2 separate regions of the Mus musculus genome follow, and region 2 is linked to region 1. The links are chromatin loops, found by intact Hi-C in ENCODE. Cell type or tissue: left cerebral cortex. All regions are shown on one strand. Links, peaks and the distances in the headings refer to the core of each region. The heading gives the core; the rest is flanking DNA.

Region 1 (9,624 bases), core at 1,136-9,135:
TCTGGAGTTGCTGGTCAGCCTAGTTTATACAGCAAGTGAGACCCTGTCTAAAAAGCAAACCTAAAAAATCAACAACTAACTCCTCTCTCAAACCCAGATTCTCCTGCTTTGGCCTTCAGAATACTAGAATTCCAGGTGCGTGCCATGGGAGACAATTTTGTTTTTTTAAGCAAAACATTATTGTGTCAGATAAAACAACAACAACAACAAAATTTAGTGCATCAGTAAGAAGAAACGCCAAATGAATTTGTCCCTATATTCAGCTGTTTTGTTCAATTCCCAACACCTTTCCTTCCTCCCTCCCTCCCTCCGTCTCTCTCATTCATGAGTGTGCATGTTTATGCCTCAGCACACTCAGGTCAAGGATGACCCACAGCAGTTGGTCTTTGTCTTCCCCGTGGGTCTCAGAAATGGAACTCAGGGGTCAGGGGTCAGGCTAGGCAGCAAGCACTTTCACCCACTGAGCCATCTTGGTTCTTTCTTTGTCATCTGAAACAAAGTCTCACTCTAGCTTAGGCTATCCACAGACTCATGTGTTCTTGAACGCCTGACCCTTGCAGTGCATATTTATGTGAAGGCTGGGGTAAAAGGAAGACCGTCTCGGCCTGAGGTGGCTCACATACCTGGATCACATCAGCGGGCTTGTTTATGTGCTCTTTGAAGATGAGCATGGTGGGGGTATAGAGGTTGACGTTGTACTGCCTGGTCATCTCTTCCACACCTCTCAAGCCGACATACACGTATCCAAACGACACATAATCCTTGTATGCGAAGGCCGTCAACTGTGAGGGCGGACGAAAGGAAGGAAGGGAAATGACAGCTTGGCATCCAGCTTACAGACCCAGTGGGACCCACTGACGCCCATGGCTGGGATGAACCATGAGTCTCCTCACCCTCAAACACCTACTCTAGGAATTCTAATGATATCCTATGCACAAAAACTGGACAAGGGAGAATGACTCATTTTCTCAAGAGATCAAACAAATTAATCATTATCCAGAAATCTTGCCTTGGTCCATGTGTGTCTGTGTCTGTGCGTGTGTGTGTGTGTGTGTGTGTGTGTGTGTGTGTGTGTCCATCCCAGCAATAAACTACCACAGGCAGAACTGTTTCTGAAATACTTGCAACCTGAATGGTTCAGGCTTTTTCAGATTTTATAGTATTAGCATATCCATAGTGAAGCATTCTTGGGGACACACCAAATTTAAACATAAAACCTGTATGTTTCACATATACCTTACTCTCAGTGTGAAGGTAATTGTGCATATTTTAATGTGTTCCTCTGTCTTGACTGTGACCTGTCACACGAGGTCAGGGGTAGAATTTCCTAATGTGGTGAGACACTGATGGTCAAGAGTTTTCTGATTTGGAATTTTTAAATTAAAAATGCTCAAATATGTAATTATCCCAAGGACAAGCAGGCTTTGGGCTCTGATGCAGAGCTGGCCCCCACCAGAAAGACTGGAAGCTGCTCCCCAGATCCATTACCTTGTACATCAGTGGCACTGCTGGTGTCTGGCCGAACAGGAGGGCGTGTGGCTTATTCTCCTGCTGCCAGCCAGAGAGGAACCGCACATAATTTTTATTTGTGACCTTAAATTGAAAATAGGTTAGTTGCAACATCTAATTTAAAAAATAATTTATTCATTTTTATTTTGTACATGAATGTTTTGCCTGCATGTATGTATGCATACTACATGTATGTCTGGTCACAGAGGTCAGAAGCGAGTATCAAATTCCCAGGAACCAGAGCTACAATGGTTGGGAGTGCCATATGGGTGCTTATAAAGAGGCTGTTTGTAAAAAACAAAAATGCAGACAATTAATCTTTCTGCCTTTTCTGAGAAAGGGTCTATTTAGTCCTGGCTGGACTGGAACTTGCTAAGCAGACCAGGCTGGCCTGACCTCACTGAGATCTGCCGGCCTTGCCACTAGTCTTTCTGTCTTAATTTGACAAAGCCATTAGAAGAATGGCAACACAGATGTCATCTCTTTATAAACTCTTACAGATTAAAATTATCATCCTGCTTGAAAGAATTACTGACTATATTATAAAATCACTTCTCAAGTTGTTTCTTTGTTTGTTTTTTGGTAGGAGTACTAGAGATCGAATCCAGGGCATCTCCAAGCATAAGCCCTGCCATTGGTCCCCAGAGTTCAGTTCCATAGAAGGCATGCAGCGCTTGCCCTGTAAACATGGCCTAGTGGGCTGGAGAGATGCTCAGAGGGTAAGGGTGTGTGCTGCTCTTATCCAAGAGGACCCGAGTCTTAAACAACAACAACATTACAGTCTTTGTTTTGTATGTGCGTGTGTATAGGCTATATAGGTACATGAGCTACGCGTGCACATGTGAGTCGTCACAGGACAACTTTCAGGAGCTGCTGGGAATTATTCAGGCTGTCAGGCTTGGCAGCAAGCATCTGGACCTTCTGAGACAGCTCTCGGGCCCTCAATAAGCTTTTCACTTTTTGTAGCCACGTGGTCCTGGCTAACCTCAAAGCCACAGAGATCCACTTGCCTCTGCCTCCTGAGTGCTAGGATGAAAGGCGTGCACCACCATGACTGCTCCTCACTAAGCTTTTAATGTTCCAGAAATAATATCTGTGTAATGAATCTGGTGGGTTTGGTAGATATGAATATACTTACTTAATACACATTTAAAAATGTAAAATCCAAATGTACTTAATTTTTTCTCAATGTAATCTGATTTTCCTATTTTCATAGCACAAATTTGTGCCTATGAACAAATGCATGAGCCATAAATTCTACCACGTGATCTAACTTCGTTGTTGTTTAGTAAACAGGACTGTGGCTTCAGATCAGATTCCCGTGATGTCTAGAGCCTGTGAGCGGTTCCTAACGGCAGTGCGCTCTTCCCAGCTCTGTACCCTGCTTCGGCTGCCAGCCTCCTCAGGCTTCTCGCACTACTTGGTGTAATGAAGTGGTAGTGTCTTGGCTGCTCAGAGCGAAGCCTGGGAGGTTCCGGCTGGCAGCTCCATTCTCCGGGGACACTCACCTTCTCTACCAAGTTTCCTGGGAGAAGACTCTCCACGAACTGCCGTAGGTTTTCATGGACCACTGCGTTGTGGAAGAAGGTGATCTTCCCACTGATGACCCCAAGGATGGAGGGGGTGCTGTGTGCTCCCAGGTGATGGGCCAGGCGCCTTTCGTACCCAGCGTGGACGACACCAATCCCCACACCTGCAAAGCATGGAAGCGCTCTGTGAAGCCTCCTGAGACTCGGGCAGGAAGGAGTGCTGACAAGTCCTTTGCAGTGGAAAATGAAACCCAACTGGGTTGGAATACATATTTTTCCTAATAGCTTGTTTAGCTTTCTTGCACTGTTAGAATTCTGGATTGGCCAGTTTTTCTATAGAACAAATATTTGCAAACCTGAATATCTCTTATGCCTGTTATTCCTAATTTTGGGAACAAGTGATGAGGAAATTAAAAGAGAAAAAAAGCGGGCCAGAGAGATGGTGCAGTGGGTGAAGGAGCTTGCTCTAAGGCCTGGGGTCCATGCCTGGAACTCCCAGGATATAAAAGAGAACTGTTTGTCCTCTGACCTTTGTACACTTTTTTTTTTTTGGTTTTCCGAGACAGGGTTTCTCTGTGTAGCCCTGGCTGTCCTGGAACTCACTCTGTAGACCAGGCTGGCCTTGAACTCAGAAATCTGCCTGCCTTTGCCTCCCAAGTGCTGGGATTAAAGGCGTGCGCCACCACACCCGGATTAAGATTTTACTTATTTAATATGTGTGAGTACACTGTCACTGTCCTCAGACACACCAGAAGAGGGCATCGAATCCCATTACAGGTGGTCGTGAGCCACCATGTGGTTGCTGGGATTTGAACTCAGGACCTCTGGAAGAATAGTCAGTGCTCTTAACCATTGAGCCATTTCTCCAGCCCCCTTTGCACACTTGTGTACACACACACACACACACACACACACACACACACACACACACACACAGAGTAAATACAAAAAGGGCAATCTGGATACAATGTTCCTACCCATAAACAAACATGTATGAATAACCTAAGAGGCCAGTGATTCGGTGACAGTCTCCCACCCAGCACCACAGCCTATGACTCATCAATAAGAGAAAGTCACATCTCACCCTTGGGAACACATCTCCCATATATATATATTACATTACTTTATTGACATACTGAAAATACAAATGTTGTACCCAGAGGAAGGCTCAGTGAGTAAATGTGCTTGCTGTACAAGATGGATCTCTGGGTTTGAGCCCTGGAGCTCATGGAAATGTGGAAGAAGAGAATCAACTCTACAGAGTTGTCTGCTGACCTCCACATGCTTGCTGTTGTATGTGTATCCCCCTCCAGCAACCCTTCACACAATACAATACAATACAACTACACAACACAACACAATACAATTTGGGGGGCTGGAGAGAAGGTCAAGCGTTAAGAGCCCCGGCTCCACTGGGATCAGGGTTCACGTGGTGACTCATAGCTATCTCTAACTCCATTTCCTGAGAATCAGACACCCATCCTCCTTGGCCTTCTCAGGCACCGCACACACGTGATGCAGAGGTGCATTTGCTGGACTAGGCATGTGGCACACCCCTTTCATCCCAGCACTAGGAGGCAGAGGTAGGGAGAGCTCAGTGAGTTTGAGGCCAGCCTGGTCTACATTATCAAGTTCCATGTCAGTCAAGGCTACTCTGTCTTAGTCACTGTCCTACTGCTGTGAAGAGACACCAATGACCACAGCAACTCTTATAAAAGAAGGTATTCAACTGGGGCTGGCTTACAGCTTCAGAGGTTTAGTCCATTGTAATCATGGCAGGTTCATGGCAGCAGCAGACAGAATTAGTGCTGGAGAACTGGCTGAGAATTTTACAATGGAGTCTGCAGGCAGCGGGAAGAGAGAGAGCCCCGGGGCCTGGCTTGGGCTTCTGAAACCTCCACCCCAGTGACAGATTTCCTCCAATAAAACCACACCTACTGTAACAAGGCCACACCTCTTAATCCTTCTCAAGTATTGACATTCTCTCATGACTAAGCATTCATATATATATAAGCCTATGGGCAGCATTCTTACTCAAAACACCACAACCTGTCTCAAACAACAAGACCCAGACACACAGCCAAGCAAAATACCTATTCACAGAAAAACAAAACAAAACAAAATTTTCTTTTCTTTTCTTCTCTTCTCTTCTCTTTTCTCCTCCTCCTCCTCCTCCTCCTCCTCTTCCTCCTCCTCCTCCTCCTCCTCCTCCTCCTCCTCCTCCTCCTCCCCCTCTTCTACTTTCTTTTGGTTGAGACAGGGCCTCACTGTACAACCTGGGTAGGCTTGAAATTTTATAATGTAGACTAAGCTGGCCTCACACTGTTAGAGATCTACCTGCCTTTGCCTCCTGAGTGCTGGGACTAGAAGTGTGCACCATCAGCATAGCTACAGAATCTTTACAAAGTACAAGAAGGGGCCAGGAGATGGCTTAGTGAGTAAAAAGCTTGCTACACAAGCCTAAAGACTTGATTTCAGCTCCGAGTGTGCATCTGTAATCTCAGTGTTTCCATGGAGAGATGGGAGGCAGAGAATCACCCAGAGCTCTGTGGGCCAGCTATCCCTGAGTACCTTGCCTTAAAACTAGATGTGAAACAAGAACTGAGTCCCAACCTTTGTTCTCTGACCTCCACACACGTGCTCTGGCATTCCCCGTACACGAAATACACAAACACAGTTTATAAAGTGAGCACACTCCAGTTAGCACCATTCAAGAGCATAGACAATAGAGCCCTGTGGGTAGCTTGGCGCCCATCTGCTCACTCCTTGAATGTGTGTGTCTGAGGACACGTGCAGTGAAGTAGGTGACCTGGCATTTCTTTTTTCACTTAATACCGGGTCTCCTCTTGTTCTTTCATTTAACTGGCATGTCTGCAGGGCCAGCTTACACCCTAAGCGCGAGGTTAACAGCCAATACGGAGAAGTGTTTGGGTCTGGTAGGCTTGAAAGTGTCGAGCTCCTGACACTGGACTCCCAGTCTCCTCTCACAGAAGCTCCAATGCTGCCTTTGACATTCCAAATATGGCAGCTCCATTCCTCCTATTCCACAGTCCAAACGACAGACAGCCACCCTCTCTCGTCCCTCACACCCACACCCAATCTGGCAGCCTCCTGGTTCTCTCTTCAGAAGACGGCAGTGCAGCAGCCTTTACCTCTCTCACAGTCCTCCTCCTCCTCCTCCTTCTCCTCCCACCTCACTACGTAGCCAAGGATAACCCTGAACGCCCTGATCCTCTTGCCTCTGGGCCAGGTGCCTGGAGCACACACAGGGTACACCTCGGCACACAGCTTCTTCATGCTTCTTGGCTGGCTACTGCAGTGGCCTCCTAAGTGGGCTTTCTTGTTGCAGTCTGTTCTTCACATAGGGCCAGACTGTTCCTTCTAAATGAATTGCACTACTCTGATCAAACCCTGTAAAGAAGTACTCACTCCGCTTGTGATGAAACCACAGTCCACAAAAAGGACAGCAGGACTCTGTGATGTGGCCCCTGCTCCTGTCTCCCTTTTTCTTGCTCCTCATACTTAGTTTGCTCTGGCCCCAGCATTCTTGGTCATCTGTGATGATGCAAGAATGCTCCAGTTTTGGGGTCTTGGCTTGGCCTTGGCTATCCTGGAACTCTCTCTGTAGACCCGGCTGGCCTTGAACCCACAGAGATCTACCTGCCTCTGTCTCCTGAGTGCTGGGATTAAAGGTGTGAACCACTACCCAGCTAACCAATTCTTACACAATGAAGCTGTGCAGAAGACAGAAAAGAAGGCATCTGCTTTCCTAGTGTCACATTTGACACTTTACCACTCTACGTGTGTGTGCATGTACGCGTGCGTGTGTGCGTGCATGTGTACTGTGTGGTGTACATGTGTGTGTGTGCGCTAATCAACACTTGCACACGAGGATGCTAGAGGTTAACACTGGGAATCTTTCCTAAAGCTTTCCACCCAATTACGTATTGTTACCATTGTTGTACACACATGTGCATCTTCATGAGGACCCTATGGAACGAATGTGGAGATAAAAGGACAGCTTTTTCTGGGCAGATTTCTGTGAGTTTGAGACCAGTCTGATCTAGATGGCAAGTTTCAGGACAGTCAGGGTTACATAGATAGATCCTGTCTCATTAATACAAACAACCACAAAAACAGAGATCGGAGACAATCAAAGCCTGAGTTCAAATCCCCTCCCTTCCAACCCCCAGTTGTTTGTCGTCTCTCAGACCAAGCCCTCTAATACCGCTGGTATTGAGCCTCCCTCATCCCATTGGTCCCAGGGAGTCCTCACGACCCTCCTTATCCCTGAGTCCTACAGGGTCCTCCTGACAGGAGCTATGGGTTGCTTTGGCTATGGTAACAGACCACCACACACCATGCCAACTTCTCATCTTAAAGTTCTGAGACAAGGAGTCCAGTTTATCCTACAGGGCTGAGTCATGGTGTCAGCAGGACTGGCTTCCTCTGTAAGCTGCAGGGACAGTCAATCTGGACCCTTTCCAGCTCCTGGTGACTGCCTGCATCTCTGACCTTGTGGGCCCTCCTCTGTGTTCACATCTTTCTGACTTCTGCTGCCAACCTGATGATCAGAGTTCCATGCCCAAAAACCACAGGTGGAAGGAGAGAACGAAGTTATCCTCTGACCTCCATGTGTACTCACACAAATACACACACATGTGCAACATGAAAGTGTAAGCTATGAAATGCAATGTGCCTGCCCTTGGTCCTAAAGTGCACAGAGGTTTAGCATCGCACTGCCCCAGATCAGTTTTCCCTACACTCTCCCACAGCACAAGGCAGAGCTGTCTCATGACCAGAAGCTACTGAGTCAGTGACTTCTCATCCCCGATCTCTCGAGCATTATACACCGAGAGCAAACACCTTCCCACTGCCTTCGCTACACCGCATGGCAATGCTCCCAGCTTCTTCCAAGGGCAGCTGTATCCAGGCTCAGGGACACATTTGGCCAAAGCCAAGTACCCTCCTGCTTCTGCACCGCACACCAAAGACTTATTTGGAACAAATGGCCCAACAATTGCCAGAAGTCTACTGTTTAGAGAACTAAGAAGAAGAGCCAGGTATACTGCGATATGCCTTTGAGAATGTAGAGTCTGGAAAGATAGCTCAGTGGGTAAAAGCACTTCTTGCTCTTGCAGAGGATCTGGGTTCAATTCCCAGGACCCACTTGGTGGCTCACAACCTCTGTAACTCCAATTCCAGGGGATCCTATGCCCTCTTCTGACCTTCTCAGGCACTAGCCATCTAAATGGTGTATAGACATGCATGTAGGCAAAACATTCATACACATTTAAAAAGGAAAGAAGAAGAAAAGTAGCTTAATACACCTCTTCATAAACACCCCTTGAAAATCAATCACGACCGGGCGTGGAGGCGCCCGCCTTTAATCCCAGCACTTGGGAGGTAGAGGCAGACGGATTTCTGAGTTCGAGGGCAGCCTGGTCTACAGAGTGAGTTCCAGGACAGCCAGGGCTACACAGAGAAACCCTGTCTTGAAAAAGAAAATCACTCACTATGAACTTGGGGAAAGAAAACACACCAATTGTTCCCTTTCTAAGAACGCCTGGCTGCAGCCATCCACGCCTCTGTGGTTAAAAGAGCTCTTGCTGCACTTGCTGAAGACCTGGGTCAGTTCTCAGAACCCACAGAGCAGCTTAAAACCACCTCTAACTCCAGCTCCTGGGGATGAACGCTCTCCTCTGGTCTCCATGGGCACCGCTTGCATGCAGTGTATGCACATATATGTATTTCTGTACATACATGTGGGTGAATACTCATATACACAAAACACCTACATCTTAGAAAGAAAAGAGGGTCACCTTCTGTTTAAGTGTGCCCTAATGGAACACCTTACCCAGTCCTTCCAGTTCCTGGACCACCTCCTTCCAGACAGGCTCGATATGGATGCAGCTGAAGCACCAGTCTGACGTGATCTTGATGAGGTAGGGTCTTTTGAAGCTCTCGGGAAGCACTTCATTCACGTAGTGTGAGAAGTGCAGCAAGTACTTCTCGTCACCCGAGTCCCGCCGCTCCGCATTGAAGGGGAAGTGGAAAAAGGACTCATCAAAATAGAAGTTCTCGTGGAAATGGCGGAAGCGGTGTTCGCGCTGCTGCTTCTGGTAGCCTTGGTTCTCACCGGCATCACCATAGTGGTCGTAGTTTGTCCTCTTTTCCTCATTGGACAGGATCTGAAAGGAAGAAGAGAAGGAGTCCAAAGGGCGAGGCAGGTGGCTTACCAAAGGACTCTCCTTCCTCACAGTCTTGTCTTTCAGGACTGAGGACCGAAGCCCGGCCTTGTGCACACTTGGCAAACCCTTAACCACTGAGCCACACCCCAACCCTAAATGGCTTTCCTGTAAGCAACCTGAACGATGGAAGTATGCTTCTCAGAAATGTATAGTAGGGACGCTAGGTTCAACCTCCAGCAAGGTTGGGGGCTGGGGAGGAAGGGAAGGAGATTCACTAAGATCTGACCATTCCTCAATCCACATGGCAGGGGAGCCATCTCATGCAAGTTTCCTCTGAGCTCTACATGAGTGTTGTGGCACAGGTAAGCCCAGAAAATACACACATACACAGAGTG
Region 2 (9,624 bases), core at 759-8,758, 82 kb before region 1:
TAAAAACAGACATATCACACTGAAAGCATCAATTTTATACTTCTGGCTTTGGACACTAAGTCTTGCTATGTAATCCAGGATGGCCACCAACTCACTTAGCAACCCAAGACAGCCTTCACCCTGCCCTCCTCCCCCTGTCTCCCGGTGTGGGCTACTGCAGCTCTCTAGGCCTTTTCTGATTTTAGAGACAGGCTGATTGTAAAGTTGACTCTTGTCTTTCTTGGGTCTGCTGTTGCCGCTGCTGGCTACAAGCAGCTCTGCCTCCAGGTCCTGCCTTGGCTAAGAGGGCTGAGACTATGGCCAGCACTACAGCCCAAGGGCTCTGAGAATCAAGTTGAGATCACCACACTCGCACGGCCACTGCAGCTAGCAGCACTTCCCTTGTCCAGTTACTCCTAGGCCCTCTTCTGTTTTCTTCTGAGATAGGGTCTAGAGTCCAGACCATCCTTGACCTCCTGATTCATCTCCTGAGGCCCCCAACTGGTGGCATTACAAGTGGGCTGCATGGCCACTTTACTTCTTATCATTTCCTGTGTGTTTTACCTCTACTTGAGGTCTGACAGCTGCATGCGCCTATGATGTATGCATGTATGTCTGTAAAGTTACAAAATACCCACACATGCTAAATGACAGCAAGACACTGACAAACTAATAATGCAGGCTCCATTTATAAAAACACACTCATTCCTTCTAGTTACAATGCTACATCAATAGGATATACACGGCTTCTCAAGGCTTTTTGTTTTTAGGGGCCTGAATCCAGCACCTTCCATCCAGCAGGCAGGTAGGTGCTCCTCTGCCTCACACCACAGCAGTGGCATGAAGGCTGACTCAGGGTCAGTCATTGGTAGTGTCATTACTCAACAGACACTACCAAATGTTCTGCCATGAGCATGACTGACTTCAGGTTTACACGAGGAACACAAGTATTATCACAAATTAATGTCCTGTCAGAAAATTCTCCCTGTGTGAACAAAGCTTCATTTTTCAGCCTTGAAACCTCAAGGTTCCTTCTTACTACTGTTTAATCAACATCTAAGAAAAGGATGTAGTAAAACAAAAACCAAACAAACAAAAAACAAAGCCAAACCCTTCAACCCTCCTGGCTTTAAATCAGAATCGTAATTGTACAGCTTGATTCATATAAGTGCTGGGGCCCGAGAGGCTGGGCAGCCAAGCACTCGTGCTCAGCTCTGTAACAGGATGTCTCATTCTTTCCCCAGGATCAGGGAACCCTGAGAAAGAGGGGACAAGAGTGGAGGAGCTGGACGGGATGAGGACAACAAGGCCTCTGCATCAGCATGGTCACAGCTCACAGGACCGGAGACAAGCACAGGACCTGCACGGGGCTGCACCAGGCCCTTTACATGTATTTTATGGCTTCCAGTTTAGTGGGTTTTTTTCCCCCCCACGATTCCTGAGTGTGCAAACCAGTGATCTCTGTTCCTTGTGCCTTATCTGTTTTTCCATTCTTGTTTTATCTTATCATATCACAATCCCTTGGAAGCCTGTTTTTTTTTTTCTAACGAGACACAAAGGTGGTTCTAGATGGAAGGGGTGATGGGGAGAGACTGGGAGGAGAAAGGGAACCCATAATCAGGATATACATTATGTGAAGGAAAAAAGGTCATTTTCAGTAAAAGAAATAAAAAGGAGAACTTGTTCTTGCAGAGGGCCTTCTATCTCCAGCACCTACACGGTGGCTCCTAACCATCTGACCCTAAGGTCCAGGGGAGCCAACTCTCTCTTTTTACCTGGAAGGGCACCAGGAAGCATGTGGTACCCAGACATGCTTACAAACAAAATACACTTAAAAATAAATCCAATTCTTTAAAGACTAAAACAAATAATAAAACTACTAATGTCAAAACAGACAAGATTTAACTTATCCCTAGAGGTTTTACAAAGAGATTTGTGCTGTTCCGGTTTTTTGCGGGTTTTTTGTTTGTTTTCCAGAAAAAGATTCTCTGTGTAGCCCTGGCTGTCCTAAAACTCACTGTGTAGACCAGGCTGCCCTCAAATTCAAAGATCTGTCTGCCTCTCCCTCCCAACTGCTGGATTAAAGATGTGCTCCTCCAAAGCCTGCCTTGTGTTGTTTTGAGGCAGGGTCTCATTGTGTGACTCTGGTTGGCCTCACAGATGCCTGACACTTCTCTTTTCCAAGTATGCATGCACCACCACACCCAACTGGCAGACTCTATTTGTAACAACAAAGTGTTTCAACTCTGAATGATGACAGAATGTACCAAGAACATTTCCATGGTTCTTGGTTTGTCAATACTAGTGACAGACTGATGTGACTCCTAGAGACACAGCTCCAGTGCTCGCTCGGGCATGCTGGCTGGCACATGCCTGCTAGTGCTCGGGCATGCTGGCTGGCACACGCCTGCTAGCCCAGTGCGAGAGGAGAGGCAGAGGGAGGAGCATCCCTGCGAGTCTCAGGGACTCCGCTTCACACAGTGAGCTTAGCTCCAGGCCAGCGGGGCCACATAAGAACCACCACCACCACCATAAAACACAAAGAAAAAAAAGCCCAGGCTGGGGAGTGCTGAGCGTGCAGCCTTACTTGGTAAAGTCTTTCACGTGCAGGCATGAGGACCTAGGTTTGGATTTCCCCACTGTAGGAAGCCTGGTGCAACAGTGCCTTATAACCTTAGCACTGGGGAGATAGACCAGGAGGCTCCCTGGAGTTGCTGCCCAGCCAGTGTCACCAAACTGGTGAACTCTGGGTTCAGTGAGAAGTACTCTCTGAAACAGGTAGGTGGAGGCTGGGGAGGTCACCTGCTGTCAGCCTCTAGCCCCCACACACGTGTGTCCACACATAAAAGCTCTTAATTACCTGGTGCCGTTTCAGCATGTCCAGACCCAGAAGCATGTCCATAGGCTGTTCTTCCAGAATTGAGAAGGAGCACGCCAGAAAATCGCCTTCAATCTGAACCTGAGCTAAAGCGCAGAGAAAAGATATTACTGATGCTGGCTTCACATGCCCAGGGAGCTGTGCCTGGGCTTCCGGAACTCAGCCAGCCCGGTACGGCGTAACGATCAAGATAGGCTGAAAAGCAAGTGAAGTGGACTGGACGGAGCTACTGTTATGAACACCATCAGGACCCACGCTCAGCAGGTGAAAAGAGCAAACATTATGAGGATTAAGAAAATGGTAGCAATGAAGTTAACTCTCTAGTAGTTACCAATTACTTTTTATATACTTATAAAAGGTCTCCCAGGCTGGGGGTGGGGAGTGGGAAATATGTGCCCAATATAGAACACACTAGACAACCATGTGCTTAGTTCCCAAATGAAGAAATAGAAAACCAAAGAGTGAGGAGGGACAGCTCACTCCCTGGTTAAGGTGGTTAAGAGCATTCCACTGCTCTTCCAGGGCAGCCACATGATAGGTTACAGCCATCTATGATCTGATGTCCCCTTCTGATGTACATAAAGACAAGAATATTTGTAAAATAGATGAATAAATAAACCTTAAAAAAAAAAAAAAAAAGGCTGGGCATGGTGGCACACGCCTTTATTCCCAGCACTTGGGAGGCAGAGGCAGGCGGCTTTCTGAGGCCAGCCTGGTCTACAAAGTGAGTTCCAGGACTATACAGAGAAACCCTGTCTCAAAAAAACAAAAAAAGAAAGAAAGAAAGAAAGAAAGAAAGAAAGACAGACAGACAGACGAGACGAGAGCACTTACTGCTCTTCAAAGGATCTGAGATCAGTTCTCAGGACCCACGTCAGGCAGTTGACAACTGACTGTAACTCAAGTTAGCCTCTAAGGGCACATGCATACACATGGTATACATTTACAGACATATACGCATAAATAAAAATAAATCTTTAAAAAAGAAAACCACAGTGTTCTTTCCTATATTCCTGTCATCTGTCTTATCTTAGTTTCTGCTTTAATCATTTTAGTATTATACATATTTCTAGGAAACATTGCTGTCCATTTTGTTCTTACACAACCTCATGTGCTCAAGGCAAACCTCTTTTCTCAAAGACAGGCTTTCTCTGTATAGCGCTGGCTGGCTTGGAACTTGCTCTGTAGGCCAGGCTGGCCTCTAACACTTGGATTCCCCTGCCTCCGTCTCCCAAGTGCTGAGATTAAAGGTGTGAGTCACCTGACCCAGCTCTCAAGACAAACTTAATTTCATTTAGGTATCATGTAGGTGAGTTCAAGGTCAGCCTGAGTTATATAACAAGGTCCAGGGCTACTAAAAAAAAAAAAGAAAAAAGAAAAAAAGAAAAAGAAAGAAAAAATTCCTGCCTCAAATAAAGAAAAAACAAAACAGAAGCAAATTTCAATCTTCCCTTTTTTAGACTTGATTATCATTTCCTTTTTCTAATGGTTTTTTTACTAAATCTCATGTAGTCCATTCAGGCTGGCTTTGAACTCCACCTGCCGCATGCATAGCTTACAGTGTAAGGAAACCACGTCCAGCCGAGGAGCTTTGCCTGAGAGCAGTGCAAGTGCTGTGTGCACATGTGGACACATCTGTGGAGGCTGGAGCTTGATGCCCAGTATCTTTTCCTCTGTTGCTCTCTACTGTAGTGTTTGAGACGGTCTCACAGAACTAGGGACTCACCACTTTAGCTGGACTGGATGGTTTACCAGTCTCTAAGATCTTCCAGTCTATTCTCACACTTGCACAGCAAACACTTTGCCAATTCAACCATCTTCCTTCCAACCCGCACGTGGACTGTAATGCGGACAATTTACATGTATGTACAGTGAGGCTGGTCTGACTTGCAATTCCTCTCTCTGTGGATACGCAGCTATCCCAGAACACCTCAAACCTCTCGTGCTCTAAGATTTCCATATGCATTTCCACAGAATGCAGATACCCACTTGGTGATAACTACAAAAGCAATTAACCGAGACCTGCCTGGGTGTCCAACTTTTAAACATTGGGTGCTCTTTCACAGCACCCAGATTAGGTCCTAGCACCTAGATGGAGGATCACAACAACCCATAATTCTAAAGGATCTGATGTCCTCTTCTGAACTACAAAGGCATCAGACACAAGTAGTATCAAAACAAACAAACAAACCAACCAACCAACCAACCCAGGCATATATATAAAATATAACAAATAAATCTTTAAAAAACAAAACCACAAAGTTGAGTTACAAGAAACAAAAGTAGCAAGAAGTTCACACACATACATACATACATACATACATACACACACACACACACACACACACACACACCCCTTATAAGTAAGTCTGTCATCCCGAGTTGGGTCCCTGGAATGCACATAACCCATGTACAGGAAACTACCCTTGTTATCTATGTCTTGCCAGTTCATGCAATAAAGAGTCTGTGAAGTTATTGATCTTACAGCTTACTTATTAGGATCTAGAATCACTATGGACATAAACATACTTGTTATATCTCCACAGTATAGAAAGGTCTTTTATTTCTAGAAAATACCCATTCTGAGGATCCACCAATATCTTGCCCCCCTCTCCTTGAGACAGACAGACAGACAGACAGACACACACACACACACACACACACGACACAGAATGTGGAAGATAAACCTAGTACAAAAGAATATTTTGAGTGAATCACACGGGAATGCACCAAGGAGGGCTGGAGGACAGCCTGGTGGTAGAGTGCGCTTAGCATGTGCTAAGGCACCGGCTTCCATCATGGAACTGGTATTCCAGACTAAAAAATCCACCAACACTTGAGTACAAGAAATGAAGAAGAACCATACTCAGGCACATGGAAACACCCTCCAGGGAGCTGAGAGGAGAGAGGGCCACATAGCCCAAGAACACTAAGCATCTCCACAGCTATGATGACAACCGGGAGATCAAAATGCAGTGCCTTTGACCAAAACGCAGCTTGACCTTTGACCAAGTCAAGCTAGAGGGAAAGAAGCCACACCCAGAGTCAGCAAGGTGTCTTAACAAGTAACTTGCTTGCCACAAAAGCCTGGCAACCTGAAATCAAGAACAGGGACTTGTGGAAGGGTGAGCACCAATCCCCAGTGCTGCCCTCTGACCTGCAGAGGGGCACCCGTACACAAGGACACACCCACTTGCTCTCAAGGACATGCCATACCAGTCAGAGGTACTGTGAAAGAACTTTAAAACTCACTACACTACAAAATCCCTATTTTAAAAAGCAGCAAACTGCCCACCTTCACTCACCTAGATGCACCCTTCCAATAATCTTCTGTGTGCCTACTCCTTTGGCAATGCCAGCCCACCGACGATCTACCAGTCTCATTATGTTACACCTTTCTGCACAGGCCTGGCTCATAATAGTCATCTGGGCTCCTGAAGGGAGAGAGAAATATCAGACTGTAAAACATAAGCCACGTAACATCATCCTGCCTAGCTTTTTCTTTGTTTATTTTGTAAAGCCCTTGCTGTTCCTCCTGGATCCACCCTCATGTTCAGGGATTTCAGATGTGCACTGACACCCCTGATATTGAAATTCACACCAGAGTCTACCAAAGTACAGAAGTATGACTGAGAGAAAAGAGTATGTTGTTTATAGAGTAACTAAAGGCTACTTAAAAACTCCACCAACAGAAAATAAGCTTGTGTGGGGCAACGCTGCCCCAGTGAAGATGGAAATGTTAGGTTATGCAGCAGCGCCTTATACGCCAACATCTCATTTTCTTGCTTGCCGAGTCAGGGTCTCACTCCCTGTATAGTCTTAATCATGTGATCATGTGACCCTCCTTCAGCCTCCTGGAATTACAGGTGTGTCAGTGTTGGGACAGTATAGCCCAGTGGTAGACCACTTACCTAACCTAACACGGACAAGGACCAGACCCACTTTAGAAAAAAGCAGGGCATGATGGCATATACCTTTACCCAGCCCTCAGGAGACAGAGGCAGGAAGATTTCTATGAGTTTGAGGCTAGCCTATTCTATACAGCTAGCTAGCTCTAGACCATCTATAGCTACTTATGAGACCATGTCTCAAACAAATAACACCCCCTACCCATGCACATAAAAAAACCAAAAAAGCCCCAATGAGAAATGAAGCTCTAGATGAGTCTTCTTCCTCTGAAAGCTCAGGGCATGTAAAACAGTTTCTTTTGGGCACAAGGTCTCACTTCAGCTCAAGCCTAAAATTCACTACCTAGCTCAGGATTCTCTTGTTTCTACCTCCTTAGGTAGAAATGACACACATTCTCCATTACAGTCTTATTAAGTTTTATGCAGTGCTGGGCATCTGACTCAGGGCTCTGTGCATGCGAGACAGGCATGTTACCAACCAGGCCACCCCTAGCCTTGAGAGCATGTCCTGTCTGGGGTACATACACTCAGCTGTATTGGCTGATACTGTAATCTCTGTCTAGCCTCAGCCACTCCCTTGGATGCGGTCCCCTCTCAGCCTCACTTCTCACCACTCTCTAACTGTGTGAGCACAGTTCAGTGTTGACTCCTGCTCTCTTCACCCTTCCCTGAAACTATCTCTGCAATGTCTGACCTTCCTTCTCACCACAGCTGTCGGTCTGGCCTGCACCTCTCCCCTCCTAAGTGGATTCTTCTCTGGCTCTGAATCTGTGCCATGCATGTGTACTTTAAAGCAAGCATGCCACCCAGAGTAACTGAGTTCCTCCAGCTCCGCCTCCGCCTGCAGCCATCCTAAGCCATCACCTTCAAATCGCTCCTTACCTGCTCCAGAACCCTCGAAGCCTCCCACTGTGCACAAGCCTGACATGTCAGTGCCCCGCCTCAGGCCACCATGATCTGTTCATCTTCAACCTTACATTCCCCATCTCTTCCTCCTTCTGGCAGGGTCTCAGGGCCCAGGCTAGCTTCAAACTCACTGAAGGATGTGGATGACCTTAAATTTCTTATTCTCCTGCCTCTATCTCCCAGTACTGGGACTAAGTTCTGTGCCATTGTGTTCAACTTACAGAGTACTGGATCAAACCCAGGCCCTCTCTACCAATACATGTGCCCACACCCCATTCCACTCTTACAGTCTTATCACATCTAGATAGCATTTTCAGGTGGGAGGAAGGCGTACCTATTCCCTCTGGCCTGCTAGAAAGGACCCCTTCCCTGCTCCCATTTTCTGAGGTTCATCTGTATTTAGGCCTGGCTTGAGAATCACCAACCAATCCTGTTGTCTGAATTCACTGCATTGTGGGTATTAAGCACCAGCACCTTGTGGGCATTAGCAGATCTTGGGCATGAGAAAAGAATGACTGAGGTATCACACAATGGTGATGGTGTCTGCTTAGCAAGCAAGGCCCTGGGTTCCACCCTGACCAACATATGCGCGAGTGCACACACACGCATGCGTGGTCAAAACTCCTATGAGGAAACTAAGGTTCAAAAGTCCCAGAAAGAGTCTAGGAAATCGGGAAGGCAATTCTGTTCTCTGAGTCTCCACAAACTGACCACTGGCTTAGCACACAGCTCCACATATTGTGCCCATGGAGCAGTCTAGTGGTCACGCCTGGAAATGTGCCTATGTAGCCCAGCCCTGAGACAGTGATGTCTACACCCAGCACACCCACCCAAAGTGCCGTGTCTAAGGATTCTTGGGCATCAAGCACAGCTGAGGCTGAATCTGAGGTTCTCCATTAACCAGTGCTATGCCTTGCAACAAAGACTTGATTTCTCTAGGACTTCATGTCCTCACCCACAAAACAGGAACACATCATGGCACAAAGGGACGATCAGTAAGATGCACTGAGCATCTAGCATGGTGCTAGGTGTATAGTAAGAACCATCTGGTCTCTCAAATTCACCTCCTGAAGCTCACAAAAGGAACCTTTACCATTTAAGCACTCAGCCCAAAGTTACACAACACTAGATACACAACTTTTAAAAAAGAAGACTTGGGTTGGAGAGATGGCTCAGAGGTTACAGGTCCTCAGTCAGTTTGTATCTTGACACTGTGATGTTAGGTTCCCAACACCCAGCTACTTCAGTCAGGCTGCTCACAGCCTCAGAGAGATGGCCAGAGACATGAGCATGGCCACTCAGCCACATTCCCTTAAAGCACTAACACTGAAGGATTTAAAAAGCAGAATTGGGGACTGGAGAGATGGCTTGGTGGTTAAGAGCATGGGCTGCTCTTGCAAAAGACCCGAGTTTGGGGCTGGAGAGATGATGGCTCAGCGGTTAAGAGCACAGACTGCTCTTCTAGAGGTCCTGAGTTCAAATCCCAGCAACCACATGGTGGTTCACAACCATCTGTAATGAGATCTGATACCCTCTTCTGGTGTGTCTGAAAACAGCTATAGTGTACTTATATATAACAAATAAATAAATCTTAAAAAAAAAAAAAAAGACCTCAGTTCAATTCCCAGCACTTACACGGTGGCTTACAACCATCTGTAATGGGATCTGATGCTGATTTCTGCCATGCAGGCGTACATCCAAATAGACTACGCAGTTACGAAAAGAAGTAAATCGTTTTTGGGGGTGTGGGTGTGGAGAGGCTTTTTGTTATTTTGTCTTTTTTTTTTTCCCCCTTTAGAGCTGAGGACCAAGCCCAGGGCTTTGCGCTTGCTTAGGCAAGCGCTCTACCACTGAGCTAAATACCCAACCCCAAGAAGTAAACCTTAAAAAAAAAACAAAAAAAAAAGCAGACCTGGGGCTGGAGAGAGGGCTCAGCAGCTCAGAGCACTTGTT

What was found. A loop is a pair of places that touch in the nucleus more often than their neighbours do. Peaks named below come from ENCODE experiments on the same cell type or tissue, not always from the same donor. Only the 100,000 strongest peaks of a DNase experiment are listed, where the experiment ranks them.
Region 2: it touches region 1 in a loop (2.4-fold over the local background); 2 of 42 quality-filtered maps call a loop at or near these places.

What each region holds. Positions count from the first base shown.
Region 1 is chr4:141,773,878-141,783,501 of GRCm38, forward strand. Dnajc16 (DnaJ heat shock protein family (Hsp40) member C16) reads right to left here. Exons shown (of 15, transcript NM_172338.2): 4 at 8,896-9,229; 5 at 3,018-3,202; 6 at 1,489-1,593; 7 at 624-782. Among named protein-coding and RNA genes, the nearest start is that of Dnajc16, 12 kb to the right of the region's middle. In left cerebral cortex, for the core only: no CTCF peak of the experiment used is centred there; DNase peaks (open chromatin) are centred at 6,127, 7,920 and 9,086; H3K27ac peaks cover 1,963 bases.
Region 2 is chr4:141,692,568-141,702,191 of GRCm38, forward strand. Ddi2 (DNA-damage inducible protein 2) reads right to left here. Exons shown (of 10, transcript NM_001017966.2): 6 at 6,163-6,291; 7 at 2,840-2,943. Among named protein-coding and RNA genes, the nearest start is that of Rsc1a1, 12 kb to the left of the region's middle. In left cerebral cortex, for the core only: no CTCF peak of the experiment used is centred there; no DNase peak of the experiment used is centred there.